2 separate regions of the Homo sapiens genome follow, and region 2 is linked to region 1. The links are chromatin loops, found by intact Hi-C in ENCODE. Cell type or tissue: mammary epithelial cell. All regions are shown on one strand. Each heading gives the region's core, and the rest is flanking DNA. Links, peaks and the distances in the headings are about the cores only.

Evidence for each region. A loop is a pair of places that touch in the nucleus more often than their neighbours do. Peaks named below come from ENCODE experiments on the same cell type or tissue, not always from the same donor. Only the 100,000 strongest peaks of a DNase experiment are listed, where the experiment ranks them.
Region 2: it touches region 1 in a loop (2.3-fold over the local background); 1 of 110 quality-filtered maps calls a loop at or near these places.

What each region holds. Positions count from the first base shown.
Region 1 is chr2:98,174,227-98,177,145 of GRCh38, reverse strand. The region is part of intron 8 of VWA3B (von Willebrand factor A domain containing 3B); the gene reads right to left. Among named protein-coding and RNA genes, the nearest start is that of VWA3B, 89 kb to the right of the region's middle. In mammary epithelial cell, for the core only: a CTCF peak has its summit at 1,116; no DNase peak of the experiment used is centred there.
Region 2 is chr2:98,048,758-98,051,676 of GRCh38, reverse strand. LOC105373501 (a long non-coding RNA gene) reads left to right here. Exons shown (of 3, transcript XR_923092.3): 2 at 2,685-2,919. Among named protein-coding and RNA genes, the nearest start is that of VWA3B, 37 kb to the left of the region's middle. In mammary epithelial cell, for the core only: no CTCF peak of the experiment used is centred there; a DNase peak (open chromatin) is centred at 1,366.

The sequences.
Region 1 (2,919 bases), core at 89-2,588:
AATAGATAAATTGGGCATAGGTATCAGTGCCCACTCCTCTTCCTGTCCCTCATCCACCCACCCTCCAGGTTCAGCTCCAGAGGGGCTCACAGCCATCAGGGATTTCTCACCACCATAACTCTCTTCTCCCAGCCTCCTCCACTGAATGTTACTTGCCTGGCACCTCATTCCTGCCACGCTAGCCCCACATGCCTTTCAGGGGGGCTGTCAGCGTATGAATAAACTGGAACTCTAGACCAAGTCTGATGTTTCCAAGAGTGGGTCCCACAGAAACTGCTTCCACTGCATGTCAGTGGCTTCTACTCAGGAAGAGGGCTCCTTAGACAAAAAGTTTGGGGAGCTTGAAAGGAAAGTTTCAAAGGATTCTTGATCACAGGACTTCTGTAAGACTTTCTTAGGGGAATGGGCAGTGGGGCTTACCACAAGCAAGATTCCCAAAGCTATTTAGCCCCAGAGTCTTTCTGCATAGAACATTTTAGAGGGCTTGTATTTGAGAGACCATAACCCCTGTGATCATGGGTGCCATGAGACAATGAACAAACTCTTGGCCACCACATGGGGAGTGGTACAGGAAAAGAATGCTGTGAATTAGCTGAAAAGGAAGGCAGAAGGAAAGAAGGAAGGAGGGAGGAAGAGAAAGAAGGGAGGGAGGGGAAGACCGAAGAAGGGAAGGAAGGAAGGAAGGAGGGAGGGAGGGAGGGAGATGTTTGGTATAATATGGAACAATTGAGATTAGGAAGTGAGACAGGATTGATGGAGTTAAGGAAATTTAGACTGAGTGACCTGAAATTCACATGTTAAGTGGTGATGATGAGGGAGGGAGGGAGGAAAGGAGGGAAAGATAGAAGGGAGGGAGGGAGGGAAGGGAGGACAGAAGAAAGGAAGGAAGGAAGGGAGGGGAGAAAAGAAGGAAGGAAACCAGAATTGAGGACAGCTGGGAAAGGAGGGAGAAACATAACAACTGTCAGGAAAAGAAATGTGGTCTCGCCTGCTGGTGAGATGAGTGAGGTTTCAGCCCTGTGAGCCGGTTCAGCATGGAGCAGCTGCAAGGGCTGTGGGTTCTCTGAAGGTAAGATGAAGCCCATCCCAATCTGAGATCCGGGAGCCAGGTGGCGACAGTGTGGTGTGAGAGAGAAGCTCGTCTCTGAGCAGTCAAGCCCTTTGCTGCAGTTGCTAACTAAACCTGCTGTCAACCTACACTTGCTAAAGTACCATGCAATAAGCATATCTGCCTGGCACTGCAGGGGAGCCAAGAAATGGGGAGGAGGGAATGAAGGAGATGGAGGATGGTAACCCACCAACATTCTACCAAACGGATTCATTGTGGAGATCAGGTAAATGTTCTCTGGAGCACCCCACGGGCTTTCAACAGCTTGATTATAATGTGTCTAGGTGTGGGTGTCTTTTATCCTACATGGAATCCATTTTGCTTCTTGGATGGGTAAATTAATGTTTTCATCAAATGTAGGGAGTTTCCAGCCCTTACATCTTCAAATATTCTTTCTCTCTCTCCCCCATCCTTTGGGGACTCCCATTGTTCACATGTTGTTATGTTTATGGTATGCCATTGGTCTCTAAGACTCTGTTTGGTTTTTTTCATTCTTTATTCCTTTTGTTCTTCAGACTGGGTAACCTCAATTGAGCTATCTAAAAATTCATTGGTTTGTTCTGCTTTCTCAAATCGGGGTGTTGAACCCCTCTAGTCAGTTCCTCATTTCAATACTTTGTACTCCAGAACTTTTTTCAACTACAGAATTTCTATTTGCTTCTTAAATAAAATTTCTCTCATTATTGATATCTCTAATTGGTAAGACAGTGTTCTTATACTTCCTATGTTCTTTAGACATAGTTTCCTGTAGTTCTTTGACATATTTAAAATCGCTTATTTAATATCTTTATCTAGTAAGGTCAATGTCTGGGCTTCCTCCTGGACATGGACAGTTTCCTCATGGACAATTCCCTCATGGACAGTTCCTATGGATTGCTTTTTTTCCTTTGTATGGTCCATACTTTATTTCTTTGCATGCCTCATTTTTGTTGTTGTTGACAACTGGACATTTTAAATAATAAAATGCAGCAACTCTGGAAATCAGATTCTCCCACCTGCCCAGAGTTTGTTGTGATTTGGTGGTTGTTTGTTTATCACTCCTGAATTCTGTAAAATCTGCATTCTTTATCATTTGTAGCCACTGGAGTCTCTGCTCAGTTAACTCAGTGGTCAGCTAATAATTGAACAGAGATTTCCTTAAATCTTTTGGACTATTCCTTGCTGAGGAGCTGTGTGTGTATCAGGCCACACTTTCCATGCTGTAGCAGTTAACAACTCTCCCTCAGCCTTTACTTCCTGCTTGTGCAGAGCCTCAGGGTCAGCCCAAGATGAGAGCTTAGGGCCCTCCTGAGTCTTTTTTTGAACATATGCATAGCCTGGGCATGCCCACAGCCCTGTGCATGTGCCTGCCTGGGCTATGCATGATAGATTCCCAGGAATACCTCAGAGCTTTGGAAAGACCAATGGACATCCCATTCCCCAGTTTTTCATCTTAAGTGTTTTGGTTTACCTCTTGTTTGTCCTGACTGTTATCTACAACCTTAGTCAGCCACAAAATTAATCAATCACCTCTCATTGTTTTTGACAACGGTTCCCAGGGAAAAGGCTTTTCCCACTGAGGAAGAACTGAGTGAAGTCAAATAAAGAAAGCTTTGTAACTGGGGTCTTCCAGAGAGCCAGTGAACAGGTCACATAATGAGAATTATCTGGAAATGAAGCTTTGAAGGAACTCCAACCCCATCCTGCCCCCTCCAGTGGCTGTGAGCCTGTGGTTTCCACTGTGATCACAAACTGTTCGTTTTTAAGGTTAGTGAGGAGCTGGAGCTGGGGAATGTGAATAGGACTAGCTAAAATGCCACCAGCTCACTATT
Region 2 (2,919 bases), core at 228-2,727, 130 kb after region 1:
CTCCATTAGAGTTCTGAAAGTTTTTTCCTTTATTCTGATGACACAATCTCCAAAGTTATCAGAAAACCTGCATTTAAGAACACCTATTAGAGTTCTATAATTGATTATAAATCACCTTTTAAAGAGGATTAAAACGAGGTAACGATTGGGCCAGGCACAGTGGCTCACACCTGTTATCCCAGCACTTTGGGAGGCCGAGGCAGTTGGATCACCTGAGGTCAGGAGTTCAAGACCAGCCTGACCACCATGGCGAAACCTCATCTCTACTAAAAATACAAAAACTAGCTGAGCATGGTGGTGGGCACCTGTAATCCCAGCTACTCAGGAGGCTGAGGCAGGAGAATCACTTGAAACCAGGAAGCAGAGGTTGCAGTAAGCTGAGATTGCGCCATTGCGCTCCAGCCTGGGCAACAAGAGAGAAACTTTGTCTCAAAAAGAAAAAAAACCAGGTAACAATTGTCTATGGCTGACAAAATGTTTTAGGGGAGCCACGATCAAAGAAACAATTGACAAGGAAATTTGTTACCTCCATGGCATACAATGATTTTATGTAACGATTATCATTATTACTGATAATGTACACTAAGTCATATCAGAATTATAAGAGTTTCCCATGATTTTGGAATATATATACCAATAACATATTTATACAAATATGGCCCAAAGAAAACCAAACACCATTTTATATTTGACAATGCTCCCTGTATGATTTTTGTACCAAATAAGCCAAATGTCACTGTTGCATTAGTGCATTATCAATGTCAAACCCAATTCTTAATAAAACCTTATAAATATATCGATCCAATCTTAATCAGTTTGACCATAAGGTAAGATTCTTATAAACCTTTTATAACCCTTTACAAGTTTTTGTTAAATAGCAGATCATAAGCAGGTTTTTGCTCTAAGAAAAATCTGTTGTGCTTTTATTCCAATTTTTAATTTATAGAAAAACTGAATAATACTCCTTTAATTTAGCCAATGTCCACACACAGAATCTCTTTTACAATTAATTTTCTACAAACCCTCCACAATTGTTCAAACCTTTATTCTAACTTAAAACAATTCTTTAACCCCTTAGGCAAAAAAAATGCACATTCCCATGCCTTCTTGTAATCTTTCGCCAAAAACACATTTTACTTTCTTTACACACCTTGCATGTAAAATTTTTTTTAGTAGTTTTAGTTACATATTATAACGTTAACTTTTAGCAACTTTTATTTTTGGTGAAAAACTTGGTAAGTTCGGGATTTTAATTATATACAAGGTGTGGCGCCTAGCCTAGGACACACCAGACAGAAGTGTAGATAAGAGCTGACTCTCCAGCATAGCTAGGTTGCATGACTAACTCCACATGTCCCCAGGCCTTACCTAGCTATAAAGCAGGCAAGTTGTACAGCAAGAGTCATAGTGGCATTTTATGAAGCATTTACAAGGCTTAACAACCTTTGAATTGTATGACATTTCTTGCATAAATTCCCTTTCACAAATCCTTTCATGACTTACACAGACCATCTGAGATATTATTGGACTTTCTGACCTGCCCTAAACATCCCTCCTGTTAGACAACCAGTCATTTTACTTTAGGACAAGAATTTCCCATACAAGATCCTTTCTTACATAAAATCCCTTTCTTAATAATCTTCTTTGTATAGCAAAGGGGCATGGCTAATTCCACATGTCCCCAGGCCTTATCTAGAACCTCATGGCTTTAAGGTAGGTAAATTGAACAATTTTGGAAAAGTTAAAGCAGCAGTTTATGACCTTAAAGCCTTTAGCAAACTTAATATCTGACCTGCATAATTTAGACTAAATGTTTTTATTTTAACAATAATTTTAAAAGCTGTTTTTCCCAAAGATTACTAAAGTTATATGAACTAAAAGGCATTACAGTTTCTATTTTGCTTTTAAAATATTTGATGTAAGTGCTTATTTTTGTTTCAGCCAATTAATTAGAGCTCTTATATATAAACATTACACACAACACATATGTAGCTACAAGAAAGACAGAAGATTATACTACAGTAGTTGTAAAATTTTTCATTTGCCAGTTTTTAAGTTTCTTCATTGGATTACTGGCTTTAGGATGGAGCCCCCGGAAGAACAGGGCCAGGAAAGTGGTCTCTGTTTCCTCCTGTTTTTCCCAAGGAGTCTAGGCTGTTAGAGTTTAACTATCCGCTTTTAATAGTACTGATTTTAACCATAGCACTCTTTAATAAAGTCCTTTTAGAATTTCTTATGCCAAACGGCCGATATTTCTGACTTTTGAACTTTACCAAAGGTAACCTCCCAGGTGCTTAGAGAAAGGAAAATTTAAGACAGTCCACAGAGGAGAAGAGAATAGACAAGGTCATGCAGGTATTAAACCAGAAACGACTTACTTCCTAGGTGGGGAATTGAACCTGGACCGCTACTGTGAAAGCGCAAAACCTTAGCAACAGAGGTGCAGCATGGGACAGCCTCTGTTTCCTTCCCCAGACGGAGTCTAGAGTAGTTAATTTTGAGCTTGTAAAGGCTTTTAACTTTTTAATATGATTTTTAGCACTAACTATGACATGAACCCTAAAATTTCTGTTCCCTGGAAGGCAGAGACCAAGAGAAAGTACCGCCATGTGGTTAAAAGGTCAAGCTCCCAAGGACATAAAATAAGGTGGAAACTTCATCCAGTTGTTTTTTGTTTGTTTCAGGGACCTGCAGCCAAGTTCGTTACGGACCAGCTTGCTGAGTTGTCTTGAAAAGCGGGCTTACAGGTGTTCTAAGCCCATGTTTTATCCTGAAGTTCCCCTCGACAAGAAAAACGAATTCATAGCACAAAGTACACCAGTTTAAGACTAGCCTTAGAATTCTTTTTTGCATTAATCCAAACAGAAGAGATTTGTTTTACCATTCCTTCAATCGTTCCCACAGAGAGAAGTCAGAAAT